Linked DNA regions of Homo sapiens: all the other regions are linked to region 1. The links are chromatin contacts, found by Hi-C or POLR2A ChIA-PET in ENCODE. All regions are on one chromosome and are shown on one strand. The core of a region is the stretch at or near the end of the contact, and the rest is flanking DNA. Distances in the headings are between cores, read along the strand shown. Region 1 overlaps NOD1 (nucleotide binding oligomerization domain containing 1). Region 2 overlaps ZNRF2 (zinc and ring finger 2). Region 3 holds the start of GGCT (gamma-glutamylcyclotransferase).

The links. Hi-C counts contacts between places; a loop is a spot of excess contacts on that map. ChIA-PET counts read pairs that join two places held with the same protein, here RNA polymerase II (POLR2A). Pooled maps may share reads with other maps.
Region 2: a map of CD14-positive monocyte shows a loop between it and region 1 (3-fold over the local background). The contact joins two enhancer-like sites. A Hi-C loop is called at or near these places in 3 of 168 maps with a recorded cell type or tissue (B cell and CD14-positive monocyte), 2 of 37 single-sample maps with no recorded cell type and 5 of 50 pooled maps. POLR2A ChIA-PET finds 5 or more read pairs at or near these places in 3 of 52 experiments (B cell, activated T-cell and naive thymus-derived CD4-positive, alpha-beta T cell).
Region 3: a map of ascending aorta shows a loop between it and region 1 (2.2-fold over the local background). The contact joins the promoter of GGCT here to the enhancer-like site in region 1. A Hi-C loop is called at or near these places in 4 of 168 maps with a recorded cell type or tissue (B cell, ascending aorta, left cardiac atrium and 1 more) and 12 of 50 pooled maps. POLR2A ChIA-PET finds 5 or more read pairs at or near these places in 6 of 52 experiments (BJ, PC-3, T-cell and 3 more).

The regions. Positions count from the first base shown.
Region 1 is chr7:30,431,091-30,436,043 of GRCh38, reverse strand. It overlaps NOD1 (nucleotide binding oligomerization domain containing 1), which reads left to right. Exons shown (of 14, transcript NM_006092.4): 11 at 1-46; 12 at 2,865-2,948. Among named protein-coding and RNA genes, the nearest start is that of LINC01176, 43 kb to the right of the region's middle. RefSeq lists an enhancer at 1,622-1,761. Within about 2 kb of position 2,876, at least 18 of the 41 ENCODE cell types and tissues checked have a DNase peak (open chromatin) inside an H3K27ac peak, as active enhancers do; they include B cell, CD14-positive monocyte, ascending aorta and 1 more, where a contact is called at or near this core.
Region 2 is chr7:30,345,372-30,350,324 of GRCh38, reverse strand. The region is part of intron 2 of ZNRF2 (zinc and ring finger 2); the gene reads right to left. Among named protein-coding and RNA genes, the nearest start is that of LINC01176, 43 kb to the left of the region's middle. RefSeq lists a silencer at 1,878-2,172. Within about 2 kb of position 2,109, at least 14 of the 41 ENCODE cell types and tissues checked have a DNase peak (open chromatin) inside an H3K27ac peak, as active enhancers do; they include B cell and CD14-positive monocyte, where a contact is called at or near this core.
Region 3 is chr7:30,502,750-30,507,702 of GRCh38, reverse strand. GGCT (gamma-glutamylcyclotransferase) reads left to right here and starts at 2,874. Exons shown (of 4, transcript NM_024051.4): 1 at 2,874-3,134. The coding sequence starts at 2,994. RefSeq lists enhancers at 2,399-2,488, 1,908-2,786, 2,929-3,138, 2,787-3,666 and a silencer at 3,289-3,468.

The DNA.
Region 1 (4,953 bases), core at 1,627-4,126:
GCCTTGCGAGGGCCCTGCAGCAGAACACGTCTCTAGAAATACTGTGGTAATAGCTCGAGTCATTTCATTTGTTTGTTTGTTTTTCTGTGATAGGGTCTTGCTTTGTCGTCCAGGCTTGAGTGCATTGGTGTGATCTCAGCTCACTGCAGCCTCCACCTCCCAGGCTCATTCGAACCTCCCGCCTTGGCCTTCCGAGTCCTGAGACTATAGGCATGCACCACCACACCCAGTTAATTTTAAAATTTTTTGTAGAGATGGGGTTTTGCTATGTTACCCAGGCTGGTCTTGAACTCCTGGGCTCAAGCAGTTCTCCTGCCCTGGCTTCTCAAAGCCCTGGGATTGCAGGTGTGAGCCACTGCACCTGGCACAGAGTCATTTTGGAGGGTTTAGGTCCCAGGAATTATCCCAGGGGCTGCACATGGCCTGGAATCTTAACAGAAAAGGTGTCTCCCAATTGGAAAGGCTCTAGGCCTTTCAGTTAAGTTGATAATTTCCTCCTAGAGAAGAGAATAGCCACTTCTACAAGCATAAACAGGTACAGGAGGAGGAAGTGGGCTCCGGGAGCCTGGATCTGAGGCCTTGGCCTTCTAGGCCCCAGGAGAACTAGAACGCTGGCCATGCAAGCTATCCAGGTATCCTTGGATACCTTCAGATGTGCTTAGCAGAGGCCAACTTCCACACACTTGGCTCAAAATTTTCTCCCTTCCTCCTCTTCATCTGCCTTCCCCCAGGCAGCCTCCTCCTTCCCCAGGTCTTCACATCAGGGTTTGGCCTTTATGCTCCATCCAGCTCATCTGTCACTTGTCACCTGAAGCCCACAGTCCTCGCTCCCTCTCTGCACTCTAGGGCACTTACTAAGTGGATGTGGCCTCCTGAGAGTGTTTTTTGTTGGTGTTCCCTTTTTTATGGCCACTTAATGTTTTATTTTGCTTTATTTGTATTTACATCTCTGTATCATAAATTCCATACAGGTGGCTGGGAGCAGTGACTCACATCTGTAATCCCAGTACTTTGGAAGGCTGAGGTGGGAGGATCGCTTGAGGCCAAGAGTTCGAGACTAGCCTGGGCAATATAGCGAGACCCTCTATCTACAAAAAAAAAAAACATTCCTTACAGGTTAAGTGAGGGAGTTGTATTACAACCCTCCCTATCATCTACTCAGAGCCCAGTGCTCATTTGATCTTGCTAAATTAGTTACTGAGAATAATGACAATATCCTCTTCATGAGAGAGTTTTGACATTAGGCCTGCTGTCCAGTAAGTGCATTTTAAATTCTTTCCCCTCAACAAATCATTTAACATTTTGAAAAGTAGTTTATGTTTTTTGGAAAAAATGTAAGACACTAAAGGAGGACATGAAAGTACCTCCTAAAGTTCCTGCTAAAAGGAGGAAGTGAAAGTACCTCCCTTTGTGTTTTCCAAAATAACCTTTCCTTTCTAGCCTTTTGTTCTATGTATGTTCAAAGATATGCAAAACAGAATAGCATTCAAGCAGTGGCTCTAAAAATATTGTAATCACATACTTTACATGTCTCCTTTAGGGTTTCTCCATCTTGATGCTGTTGACATTTTGGTCCAAGTGATTCTTTATTATGGTAGGGCTGTCCTGTGCATCATAGACGGTTTAGCCGCATCTCTGCCCTGTACCTCCCAGTGGTGAGGATCAAAAATGCCTCCGGACATGGCCAGGTGCCCCATGGAGAGTGAAATCACATGGATAGTAGTAATGTCAACACCTAGAAGCCCTCAAGTGCTGACTGCATGCCATGTGTTATTCTACACTTTTTCCCTGTGTTAACTCACTCAGCCTCACAACCACTCTATACGATCTCTACTGTTAACGTTCACCAGTGAGAAAACTCAGACCCAAAGAACTTAAGCCTGTTGCCCGAGGTCACCCTGCTGGTGGGTGATACAAACCTGCCCAGGCTGAGTCCGGAGTAGATGTCAATGCTGTGTTCTTCTCCCTCCTCATTCTACCTCATTCTCCCTACAAGCTGCACAACATCTCGAATAGATATCACAATATATTTCATCAGTTGTTTCTGATCTAAATTTGTTCAGATTTTACATTAGGATAATACCACAATGCATGCTGCAATGTATAAAGCTTTGTGTGTATATCCTTGCACACTGTAGGGTAAATTTCTAGAAGTCTGATTGTCTTAAAATGAAGCACATTAAAAATTTGGGCAGGCACATCCAAACTGCCCTTCAAGGAATTTTTTTTTTTAAATGTTCTTTCTGTTCTATTCTTCTTCCTAATGATTCTTTCGTCCACTGGCACAAGTGGGTCCTACCCTGTTTACACCAAGGAGCTTTGGTGCTTTATCCAGACCACTTCTGGTTCTAAGGACCATTGAGAGACTTCCTGAACTTTCAGTCACTTAACTTGGGTCCCTCACAAGTTAACTGAGAGCAAAGTACTGAACACATTTTAATGTGCAGTCAGTGACTGTTTCAGGTCTTCAAACTAACTTGGATAACACACTGTCAGTGGTGTTCAAGGGACCCTGGGACTAGAGGAGAACTGAGAAGCAGGCATTGGCCCTTTGTTTTCCGTGGGCCCCCATCTTCCATGAAATCTGAGGGCTCAGCAAAGGTGGGGAGGGAGGGTGGGCTCCTCTACAGGTAGCTGGGCTAAGAAATAGGAGCCCAGGTACAGGATTTGCATTAAAAATGAGTCCCATTGACCTTCTGTGGGGCTGACAGGCTGGGCTTGGAGCCTGGCTGTTTTCTGGGTTCTCAGCAAGTGATCATCTGCATAGCTGGAGAGCCTTGGGCTGAGCTCCCGCTCCTGTGAACTCTAAAACAATGTCTGCCAAGTAGGCTCTCTTGAGTAAATACTTCCTTTTTTTTCCTTAGGCTGACCCAAAATGAACTCAACGATGAAGTGGCAGAGAGTTTGGCAGAAATGTTGAAAGTCAACCAGACGTTAAAGCATTTATGGTAACTCAGAGAGCCTTACAATTTCAGACTGTGCTACTTTTCAAAAGTATTTTTTGAGATAAAATTTACATACTGTAAAATTCACTCTCTTAAAGTATACAATTCAGAGGTTTTTAGTGCAACCATCACCACCTAATTCTAGAACATTTTCACTCCTCCTCCCCACTCCAAAAAGCCCTGGTATCCATTAAGCAGTCACTCCCTGTCCTCCTCCCCAGACCCTGGCAACCACTAATCCGCTTTCTGTCTCTATGGATTTGCCTACTCTGGGCATTTCATATAAATGGAATCAAGCAATATGTGACCTTTTGTCTCTGTGTTCTAGCATGTTTCATTCCTTTTTATGGCTAAATGATAATTCACTCTAAGGAAATTTTGCAGTTTATTAATCAGTTGATGGGACATTTGGGTTGTTTCTACTTTTTGACTATTATGCGTAATGCTACTGTGAACACTCCTGTTCATGCTTTTGGGTGAACATATGTTTTCATCTCTTTTGGGAATATACCTGGGAATAGAATTTCTGGGTCATATGGCAATTCTGTAACTTTTTGAGGAGCCACCAAACTGTTTTCTAAAGTGGATGTACTATTTTACATTCTCGCCAGCAATGTATGTGGATTCCAATTTCTCCACATCCTCACCAACACTTATTATTGTCCATCTTTTAAAATCTAGTTATACTAGTGGATGTGAAGTAATATTGTGGTTTTGATTTGCATTTCCCTGATGACAACAATGTTGAATGTCTTTTTATGTGCCTACTGGGAGTCTGTATAGCTTCTTTGGAGAAATGTCTCCATATCCTTTGCCCATTTTAAAATTGGGTTTGTCTTCTAATGCTGAGTTATAGGGGTTCTCTATATATTCTGGGTGCTAGACCTTTACTAGATACAGGTTTTGCAAGTATTTTCTTTCTTTCTGTGGAGTTTTTCCTCTTTCTTGATAGTGACCTTTAAAGGACAACAGTTTTTAATTTTTGTTTTTTTTGAGATGGAGTCTTGCTCTTGTCACCCAGACAGGAGTGCAGTGGCATGATCTCAGCTCTCTGCAACCTCCACCTCCTGGGTTCAAGCGATTCTTCTGCCTCAGCCTCCTGAGTAGTTGGGATTACAGGCATCAGCCACCATGCCTGTCTCATTTTGTATTTTTAATAGAGATGGGGTTTCACCATTTAGGCCCAGGCTGGTCTTGAACTCCTGACCTCAGGTGATCCACCTGCCTCAGCCTCCCAAAGTGCTGGGATTACAGGCGAAAAGCCACTGCACCTGGCCAATAGTTTTTAATTTTGATGAAGTCCAATTTATCTATTTTTTTCTTTGGTTGCTTGTGCTTTCAGTGTCTTATCTAAGAAATGATTGCCTAATCCAAGATCACAAAGAACTCCACCTAAGTTTTCTGTTAAGCGTTATAGTTGTTTCCCCTCACATATAGGTCTGCAATCCATTTTGAGTTAATTTTTGTATAGTGTAAAGTGAGGGTTAACCTCATTCTCTTGCACGTGGATATCCAGCTGTCCCGGCAGCACCACGTGTTGAACAGATTATCTTTTCCTATTGAATGGCCTTGACACCCTTGTCAAAAATCAATTGACCATAAATGTATGGGTTTATTTCTGAATTCTCTGTTCTGGTCCATTGATTTATATGTCTCTCCTATGCCAGGACCATTGCTGTAGCTTTGTGTAGTACATTTTGAAATCAGGAGGTGTGAGTTCTACTTTGTTCTTCTTTCTCAAGATTGTTTAGACCATTCTGGGTTCTTTGCATTTCTTATGAATTCAGACTCACCTTGTCAATTTCTGCAAAAAGACTAGACTCTGCTACATATTGTTTTTTCTTTCCTTTTTAGCCTGCAGAATTATTTGATCCCATTCCCTAAGTGCAGGCCAGCCTCTCCAGGGAGAGCAGAGCTAGGACAGGGTCAGAAAGAGAGTCTTGGCTGCTTTGTGCATTCCCAACCTGCACTGGCCCTAGTGAAGGCAGCCCGAGTGGGTGGATGTGCC
Region 2 (4,953 bases), core at 860-3,359, 85 kb after region 1:
AGGAAATAAAATTTGTTACTCTTTTGATGATGACTTTTTAAAAAAAGTTTATACTCTTGGGAATATTCTGGAAATCGAAATTCGGTGAATTCGCCAAGAAAATGTAACTAAAATAAAATGGAACACAAATCACAAACTCTAAAAGCTACAATATACAAAAGGAGCACTAATTCCACACCTAGACATAGCTTTCTTGGGCCTTTTTGCTCCTAACTTACCTTAAAAAGCTAACTCAGGATTAAGTATTTTATAAGTATTGAGTATTTACCTAACAAGCCACAAGTAGTCACACAAGTTGTCTAGGAAATTATTAGATTACCAAGTTATTTCCCAACCATGAAATCAAACTAAGATAATTTTCCTATGCCCTCTCATTGTCACAAATCAACAATAAACTAAAACTTAAAATCAATTACACTGATTTGTTAAAACCTAAACAAATATTTTCCTAAATGAGTTGTCTACATGAACAAGAAAAAAAATGGAACTATTGAATACAGACCAAAATAGAATAAAGTATACTTTGAAGTAAAATTTCAGGTTCATTTCTATTCAATCACTAGGAGAGAAAAGCACCAGTCCTGAAAACACAACAAAGCTAATATCTTTATCTGATTTTCAAGCTTATTACTGTATACTTTTAAAATTAGACAAATGTTTAAATTTTAATGTATGTAGGCTCATAGTGGCAATAAAAGAGTCCAGCAATCTGGGTAATACGTAGCAATTTTTTTTTTTTTAATTTACAGTTTAGTTTCAAACTCCAACTCTTCCAATTTATTATGGAATATAACAGGATAACAGTACCTACCTCACAGGGTAGTGGTAGAAATAAATAATACCTCTCAAATGCCTAGTGAGATACCTGGAACAGAGCAGGTATGTTCTGAACACTAGCTACGTGATTATTCGCAAGAAGGGAGTCTGAGTTTGTTTTCTGCAATCTTAAGTGGTAATAATGATAAAACCTGCTTGACCTGTCTCTTAGGATCCTTGTGAAGATCTTAGGAGATAATGCAAATGAAGGCAGTCTCATGGAAAAAGAACAGGCTTGAGCTTTGGACAAGTCACAAACCTCTTTGAGCCTCATTTTCATAAAATAAATTGCAAGTGATAATACCTACATCTCACATGGTCTTTAATACGGATGATTAAAAATAAATCTAATGAATGTGAAAATGTGTAAAAGGCACTAAATGTTAGCTGATTGTAAACAAAATTTTACTACAGCAATATTGAAATAAGCTGGAAAATGCCAATTCACACAGCTATGACAACATACAACAATAAATATCAAATGTTACATCAGAACTATCATTACATTTATAAATCTGGATTCGATATCATTTTGTTAGAATGAATTTGAGGAGTAGTATTACAATGTGCATATCTACTACTGTTTTTGTTGAAAGTGAAGTATGTAAGTAAGGCTTTTTCTCTTCTGCTTCTTCTAGAGGCTATGAGATAATTAGCAGGCTGACTATAATCAGTATGCATGGGTCACAAACTCAGATGCCTAAAGATGCAGCTCATCTTAACTATTTTATAAGAAAAAAGAATAGTACAATTGTAACAATAAATGCCTGTTGAATTTGGTCTTGGTTTCAGGGATTTTTAGAGAATGGAAGCAAACCGGTACATGTAGTCCTATCAAAAAGGGGCAGCTGCTTTTACGAGTAGAATGCCATGGGAAAATAAAGGCCCAGGGTGGCCAGATGTATATTAAAGCAGGTGGAAATATAGGTATTCAGATGAATATTCTCATTTGTGAATGCTCAAAAAACATTTCTGATGCTGTGTAAGCAAAATAAAACATGGCTGTGAGTCAGATGTGGCCAATCCTTTGCCACCTCTGTATTAAAGAAACAGGGTAAATTCTATGAGGGCAGGGGACCTTGTAGATTTAGCTTATCCCAGCATGCAGCATAGTGTTTTGCACATTCTAAGTGCTCAATAAATATTTTTTGAACAACTAATGAAGCAACCGATCTCAGAAGACTAAGGAAAACACCAAGCAACAAGTGAAGAGCCAATGAACAGAGAAAATGCCCCAAAGCAATGGGTTGTTGTTGCCACTGACTTGAGCACTTTGACTGCTTGTGGTTTTGGTGACTCAGCTGAAGTCAGATCTTTTTTTTTTTTTTTTTTTTAACATTTTTAAGTGTATTGACTTCTTTATACAGGAAGTGCGTGTCAGCCACTCAACCAAAAAGTACTGAATATATAAATGTGCCAAGTTTACCAATAAATGCTTGCATGTTTATTAGTATATGTGGGTGAAGTATTAAAAGTATGTATGAACAGGAAAAATATTTAAAATGTCCATTCCTGAGATATTAAGGCAAAACATAAAATTCTAACATATTTAGAAAAATCAAGTATCTAAGAACCAGCAGCTCTGGCTAAATTAGAACTTATGCAACATGAACAACTGAGAAATCTTTCTTGATCCCCTTTACCTTGCTCCTAAACTACTAAAATAACTGTGACTAATTGCTGGATCCTGGAGAATATAAATCTAGATTCATCTGAAACCTCAGGTAATGTAACCAACCATGTGAAAATCAAGAAACAGCAAGTGTGAAGTTATTTTGTTTTATTTTATTTTTTTTGAGACAGAGTCTTGCTCTGTTACTTGGGCTGGAGTGCAGTGGTACAATCTCAGCTCACTGCAGCCTCTGCCTCCTGGGCTCAAGCGATTCTCCTGCCTCAGCCTCCAGAGTAGATGAGACTACAAGCATGTACCACCATGGATTTTTTTTTCTTTTTAATTGTTCTAAGGAAAGGGTGAAAAACACATTGATTTGGGAAAAGGTTTATTTCTTTTCACTGGACTTGGTCAATGTCCTCTAATCCTTAAACTGCCCAAGCAGTCAGCAGTACCTAAGTGAATCTAACAGAGCAGGGAGGAAGGCTGCTCTCACTGACACTGAAAGCACCAGAAAGAAGCCAGAGTTGGGATGAAAATGAAAACTCTCCCTGCTCCAAGGAACAATTTCCAAATTCAAACAAAAATTCTTCGTGTGACAGGCTACTGACCAACAGGCTCACAAAAGAGAAATAACTTTCATTCTATTTTTTTCTATTTGAGAAAAAAGATAACAGTATGACCGACATAGGTAATGAGAGATTCTGTAACTCGTAACATTATATAACTGAGAAAGATCATTAACTATGTAAGTATATGCAGGAATGGATGAGGGGGAATCACACCAAAAAATTTAAATAGGCACCTACTATAGGGACAGAATAAATGAGGGAAGACAGGAAGGAAGGAGGCAACAATGATGACAACTTTACCAGTAAAAATTCCTAGAATGAAAAAACCCGTAATTTTTCAATTTAATATTTCAGAGGCAGTGAAAAAGTCACTGAAAATAACAAATTAGTAGTCTAGAATAAATATCATGTAAGTAACTCCAAAGAAACCAAAAATCATTAATAAAACTGTAAGAAGACAAATCTAAAAACTCTAATATTAAAATTACAGAAGTCACAGGAAGAATAAAAGGAACAAACAAAAAACAATCAAAGAAATACTAGAAGAAAGTAATCCCTAGGCTAAATAAGACTTGATTTTAGACTGAAAGGGCTCATGAAGTCTCAAGCAGGATGAATTAGAGATAGGAATAGAGTGAAAAAACACTTAAATAGATGCAGGATTAATTAGAGATGGGAGTACGGTGAAAAAACAAAAAAATTCTGGCTTTCAAAAATAGAAATTATGTTGTAAGCTTCCAAATGGAAAGACTAGGTTATTAAAATTAAAAAAAAATAGTGAGACAAAGCCAGACTTCTTATCTACAATACTGCAAGTTAAAAAGTAGAATAACTTTGGCCAGGCACAGTGGCTCATGCCTATAATCCTAGCACTTTGGGAGACCGAGGCAGGCGGATCACCTGAGGAGTTGGAAAACAGCCTGGCCAACATGGTGAAATGCTGTCTCTACTAAAAATACAAAAATTAGCCAGGCGTGGTGGCAGGCACTTGTAATCCTAGCTACTCAGGAGGCTGAGGCAGGAGAATTGCTTGAACCTAGGAGGCAGACGTTGCAGTGAGCCAAGATCGTGCCACTGCATTGCAGCCTGGGCAACAAGAGCAAAATGCCACCACACGCACAAAAAAAAAAAAAAAAAAAAAAAAAAAAAAAAAATCAGACTTAACAGAAAAAAAAAAACACTGAAATTAAAAATCCTATATACACCCAAGATAGCATTCATATGTAAAGGCAAATGAAAAAATATTTTGGGCGTCTAATAGCTCAGAAACTATACTACCCATTAAGACTGTCCAACGAAAATTACTCATGGAAGAGCTCCTAACAAACAAAAATTATAGTAAGAATGAAGATCTCAGTAACAGAAAAATAAAGAGTGTAAACAACAGCAGAGAGCAAGAAAACATGTATAAGCGAAATTAAATCTAAATAGATAATGCTGTATCTGGAACTGTAACGCAACTATGGGTTTTTGAAACAAAAGCAATATTCTGCCAGTAAAAACTTAATGTGAAGTCTAAATTATCTCCTAATAACTAGGACTTGAAGAGAGAGGCAGTGGAGGGTGGGGGAAGTGAACAAGTGTATCAGGGGAAGAACTCAGAGACAATCCCTCATTCTGACAGAATAAAATAACCATGTTTAATGATATACACTAAAGTAAGGTAACCACTAAAAGAACAAAAAGGTGCATAATAGAAGTTCTAAATTAATCTGGAGGAAAGGAAAGCAACTTGATCCAGAAAAGGCTAGGAAGAACAAAGTAAATAATAAATAATTTAAAAAAAAAAGAGAAGGACCACCACCAAATTTACTAGTTAAAATACAAATGTGTAGGTTCTGAATGGTATAACAGAACACTATATATCCACTATCTAGCCTCAATAAATCAACATATTTACCATGAATACTAAAGAAAATAAGGAAGCAACTGTCCAAAAGCACATACAAGGAT
Region 3 (4,953 bases), core at 1,625-4,124, 72 kb before region 1:
AAGTGCACCAATCGGGGCTCTGTGTCTAGCTAACCAGGTAGGAGGCTTAGAGAACTTTTCTGTCTAGTTAAAGGATTGTAAATGCACCAATCAGTGCTCTGTGTCTAGCTAAAGGTTTGTAAACACACCAATCAGGGCTCTGTCAAAACAGACCAATCAGCTCTCTGTGAAATGGACCAATCAGCAGGATGTGGGTGGGGCCAAATAAGGGAATAAAAGCAGGCCACCAGAGCCAGCATGGGCAACCCACTTGGGTCCCCCTCCAGGCTGTGGAAGCTTTGTTCTTTTACTCTTTGCACTAAATCTTGCTGCTGCTCACTCTTTGGGTCCGCACCGCCTTTATGAGCTGTAACACTCACCACGAAGGTCTGCAGCTTCACTCCTGAAGCCAGCGAGACCATGAACCCACAGGAAGGAACAACTCCAGACGGGAGGAACGAACAATTCTGGACGGGAGGAACGAACAACTCCGGATGGGAGGAATGAACAACTCTGGACGTGCCACCTTTATGAACTGTAACACTCACCATGAAGGTCTGCAGCTTCACTCTTGAAGTCAGCAAGACCACAAACCCACCAGAAGGAATGAACAACTCCAGATGCACCGCCTTTAAGAGCCGTAACACTCAACCGCGAGGGTCTGCAGCTTCACTCCTGAAGCCAGCGAGACCATGAACCCACAGGAAGGAACAACTCCAGACAGGAGGAACGAACAATTCTGGACGGGAGGAACAAACAACTCCGGATGGGAGGAATGAACAACTCTGGACGAGCCACCTTTATGAACTGTAACACTCACCATGAAGGTCTGCAGCTTCATTCCTGAAGTCAGCAAGACCACAAACCCACCAGAAGGAATGAACAACTCCAGATGCACCGCCTTTAAGAGCCGTAACACTCACCGCGAGGGTCTGCAGCTTCACTCCTGAAGTCAGTGAGACCACAAACCCACCAGAAGGAAGAAACTCCAGACACATCTGAACATCTGAAGGAACGAACTCCGGACACACCATCATTAAGAACTGTAACACTCACCGCGAGGGTCAGCGGCTTCATTCTTTAAGTCAGTGAAACCAAGAACCCACAATTCCGGACACACCAGCACTTTGGGAGGCCGAGGCGGGCAGATCACGAGGTCAGGAGATCAAGACCATCCTGGCCAACATGGTGAAACCCCGTCTCTACTAAAAATACAAAAAATTAGCCAGGCATGGTGGCGGGTGCCTGTAGTCCCAGCTACTCAGGAAGCTGAGGCAGGAGAATGGTGTGAACCCGGGAGGCGGAGCTTGCAGTGAGCCGACATCACACCACTGCACTTCAGCCTGGGCGACGGAGTGAGACTCTGTCTCAAAAAAATAAAAATAAAATAAATAAATTGTAACCAGCAGTAATCCTCAGGGAGTAATTTGGCATCAAGTGAATATCCTGTTCCCTATCACCTTTTCACCAAATGATATCACTGATGATCCTGGCATGAATCAATTATAAAATTCCATTATTCATTTAGGATGACTTAGTTGGCATACTTTTGTAAAGAGAACTGTTTCCTCATCAACTGATGCTCGTCATCAGCTGTATTTCAGTTACCCCGAAATACAGCTGCTACTAGAAAGGCGGAATACCTGTTTGTTTTCTTAAATTATCACTTTGCAGAGTAAAGTTGGTGTAATAGTCACCACCAATAGTGTGGCAAATGAAGTTATAGTTTTTTTTTTAATTTGGATTACTCTTTGGGGGGAATGGCTTTTTTATGTTTAAAGTTTCCAATCATTTTTCAGTTTGCAGTCATTGTTATTTTTGATTCTCAAATTGTTCTAATTTTGGCCAGTGGGCAACTTCAGGCTGGTTCCCATGTCCTTTTAGAAGGACCTCGTTCGTCTTGAGAGGCGTCCTGAGCTTCTGACACAAGATGTTCCAAGTTGTCCTCATTCACTCCTAGCTCCTGACCTGGCATCAGTCATTTCTCGAAGGATCACTTGGTACCTTTTAGTGGGGGGTGGTATTTAGAGATTAATAGCTGGGTGTCAAGGATAGACAATGTTCCTATGCCCTTATGTTCATTCAAAAGTTAACAATATAGGTTTTAAAAAATACACCCAGGATGTGTGTGTGTGTGGGAGGGGGTAACCAAAACACAATATAGGGGTTTCTACTGTGACCCTAACTTATATTATGATCCCGATTTTTAAAAAGAGGAAACGGAGACCAGAGGTGCCCAAAGTTACTTGGCTAGTAAATGGCAGCGTCGGGATTTAAGCCCAGGCATGTAACTTCCATGTAACAGGGAAGGGAGTCCCAAGCATTCAGAGGGGCCGCTCCAGCAGGCGACGGGTCCGTGGAAAGGGGTCAGATTGATGACCAGTGCTGGGGGTGCCGGAACCAGCAGAAAGGGTGAACGGACCCGTCCTGCCCGACTCCTCTAGGCCAGGAAGGCAGGACCCGGCGAGCTGCCGGATGAGGGAGCCGTTGATGGAGTCGCCTGGGCCGCTGTTTCGCCTCAGATCTGACCAGAACTTCCTAAGGCACAGAAAGTACCAAAGAACCACACACAAGCACCCCAGAGCGAAGAAACCAGTCACGCGCCACGACCTTCAGCCAGTGTCCATGGGACCCGACCCGCCTGTGAGGAGTGCCTGTCCACCCCTCAATCAGAGGAAGCCTTGAGCAAGGAGGGGCGGGACATCAGTAGGTCGTGTCCAATGAGGAGCCAGCGCCGGATTGCTTCAGGACAGACTATTTCTGAGTCTCGGCGGAAGGCGGAGGGAAGGCCGTGGGGATGGCCAATCAAAGGGGGCGACTCAGGTCGGTGGGGACCGGCAGCCAATCAGGAGAGCGCTCGCTCCTGACTCGACCGGCCCACGCTTCCCGCCAGTCCCCTAACCCTGAGGCTGCCGCGCGGCGGTCACTGCGCCGGGGTAGTGGGCCCCAGTGTTGCGCTCTCTGGCCGTTCCTTACACTCTGCTTCAGGCTCCAGTGCAGGGGCGTAGTGGGATATGGCCAACTCGGGCTGCAAGGACGTCACGGGTCCAGATGAGGAGAGTTTTCTGTACTTTGCCTACGGCAGCAACCTGCTGACAGAGAGGATCCACCTCCGAAACCCCTCGGCGGCGTTCTTCTGTGTGGCCCGCCTGCAGGTGAGTGCCCCCTCCCGCGCTACCCACGCCGGGGCCGGGATGCCCAGAAGGCGCTTCCTCGGGGGCACACGTGGCCGATCGGGCCAGGAATGCAGTTCTTCTTGATGAGGGTACTAGGACGCGGCTTCCGCCTCCTGGGCGGGTCCACCTCCTCCGCTGCGCCCACTGCCCGGCCCTGCCCGGGCCACGGTGCCCTCTCGGGCTGCCTGGAGCTTTCCCCCTCCTGGCCTTTGCACCGGCTGCTCGGTCTGCACCGATTTGGCCTCTCGTCCACTAACTTAACAGATTGCATACAGTTGGTACTTCTGGAGAGTCTTCTCTGACCCGTGTCTGGGAATTGGTTGCCTTCTGTTCTGTACATAACCTTTGTTACAGCACTTCTCACCTGGCATTGTGAAAATCCGTTTACCTGCCTTTCGCTCCTCATCTAAGAGGTCCTGAAAGCTGGGACCATGTCTTATTTGTAATAATGCTGTGTTCAGTTAGGTCAAGGGGCTGCATGAACTATAACCAGTGTTGGTAAATCATTGCTCTTCAGCCCAGTCCATTCATTCATTTAGTACATATTCTTCCGGCACTTAACACTAAGGGTATAAACATGATTGAGTAAAGTGGCTGTTTCGAGGAACTCTCAGTCTGTAGGACAGAGGTGCAATAGATTATGTTCAAAACCTTTTTGACAGCGTCGAATGAGACAAACATGATCTCTGCTAACATCGTGAGTTCTTAGTTGCAAGCAACAGAAACTGGCTGATTTAAGCAAAAAAAAAAAAAAAAAAAAAAAAAAGAATGTGTTGAAAGGCTATTGGAGAGCTCACAGAATGACCAGGAAGGCAGGAGTACAAAGCTGACAAAACGGACAAGCATAAAGGGAGGCACAGCAACTGTAATACAGTGGGCATCACACAACAGAACCAGCCCACGGAGCCTCTTCCACGCCACTGCTGAACTTGGTAAACGTGGATGCTGTATTGTCCACCACCCCCTGCCCTGGACACTGCCTGCCTCTGTACATCCCTGCAGTTCCTGAAACCCAAATGTGTCAGCCTCTCTGGAGTCCCTGCTGTCTTGGGCACTAGCTTCTAATTGAAAGCCCCAGAATGTCCCGATTGGCTAAGTTTTGGCCACGTACCCATGCCGTGATTTTAAGCAAAACTGAGAGAACCAGCTTCTGGCCTTTGAAGCCTCAAAAATGGGAGTCAGGCTCTGATACTCCCTATTCCCAAACTCGTAAGGTAGGGAATTTCCCAACTGTAGGAAGGGAGTCCAAATGCTTACAGTCAGGGCAAGGGGAAGAGATATTAAACAAGGGATTATTCAGTTACAGGTATATGGTCCATCTTAAAAAGGAGGCATGCAAAGTGCAATGGGGCGTATGACCAGGGTACCTGACCTAACCAGGATGCTCAGGAAAGCCCTGCCTGAAAATGTGACTTTTAAGTTGAGACCTGAATGATTGTAGAGGTGGGGAGCACACAAAACAGGGAACAGCATCTTCTGCAAAGGACCTGAAGAAAGAGGAAGCTGGATCTTTCAGTCAGTGTGGCTGGAGTTTAGTAAGGGGAATGTGGCATGAAGACTGGAGATATGTGGAAGGGCCACATCTTCCAGGACCACAGAAGCCAAATAAGACACACTGCAGAACTAAAGCACATGAAAGATAGATTTCTATCTCCAAAAGCCCATTCTGGTCACATGGAAAATAGATTTGAAGGAGGGAAGAGTGAATGTGGAGAGTTCAAGAAGTTTTTGCAGCAATTTATGCCAAAGATAATGAATGGCATCTTGAACTAGGGTGGTGGCAGGGCAGGGTGGATGG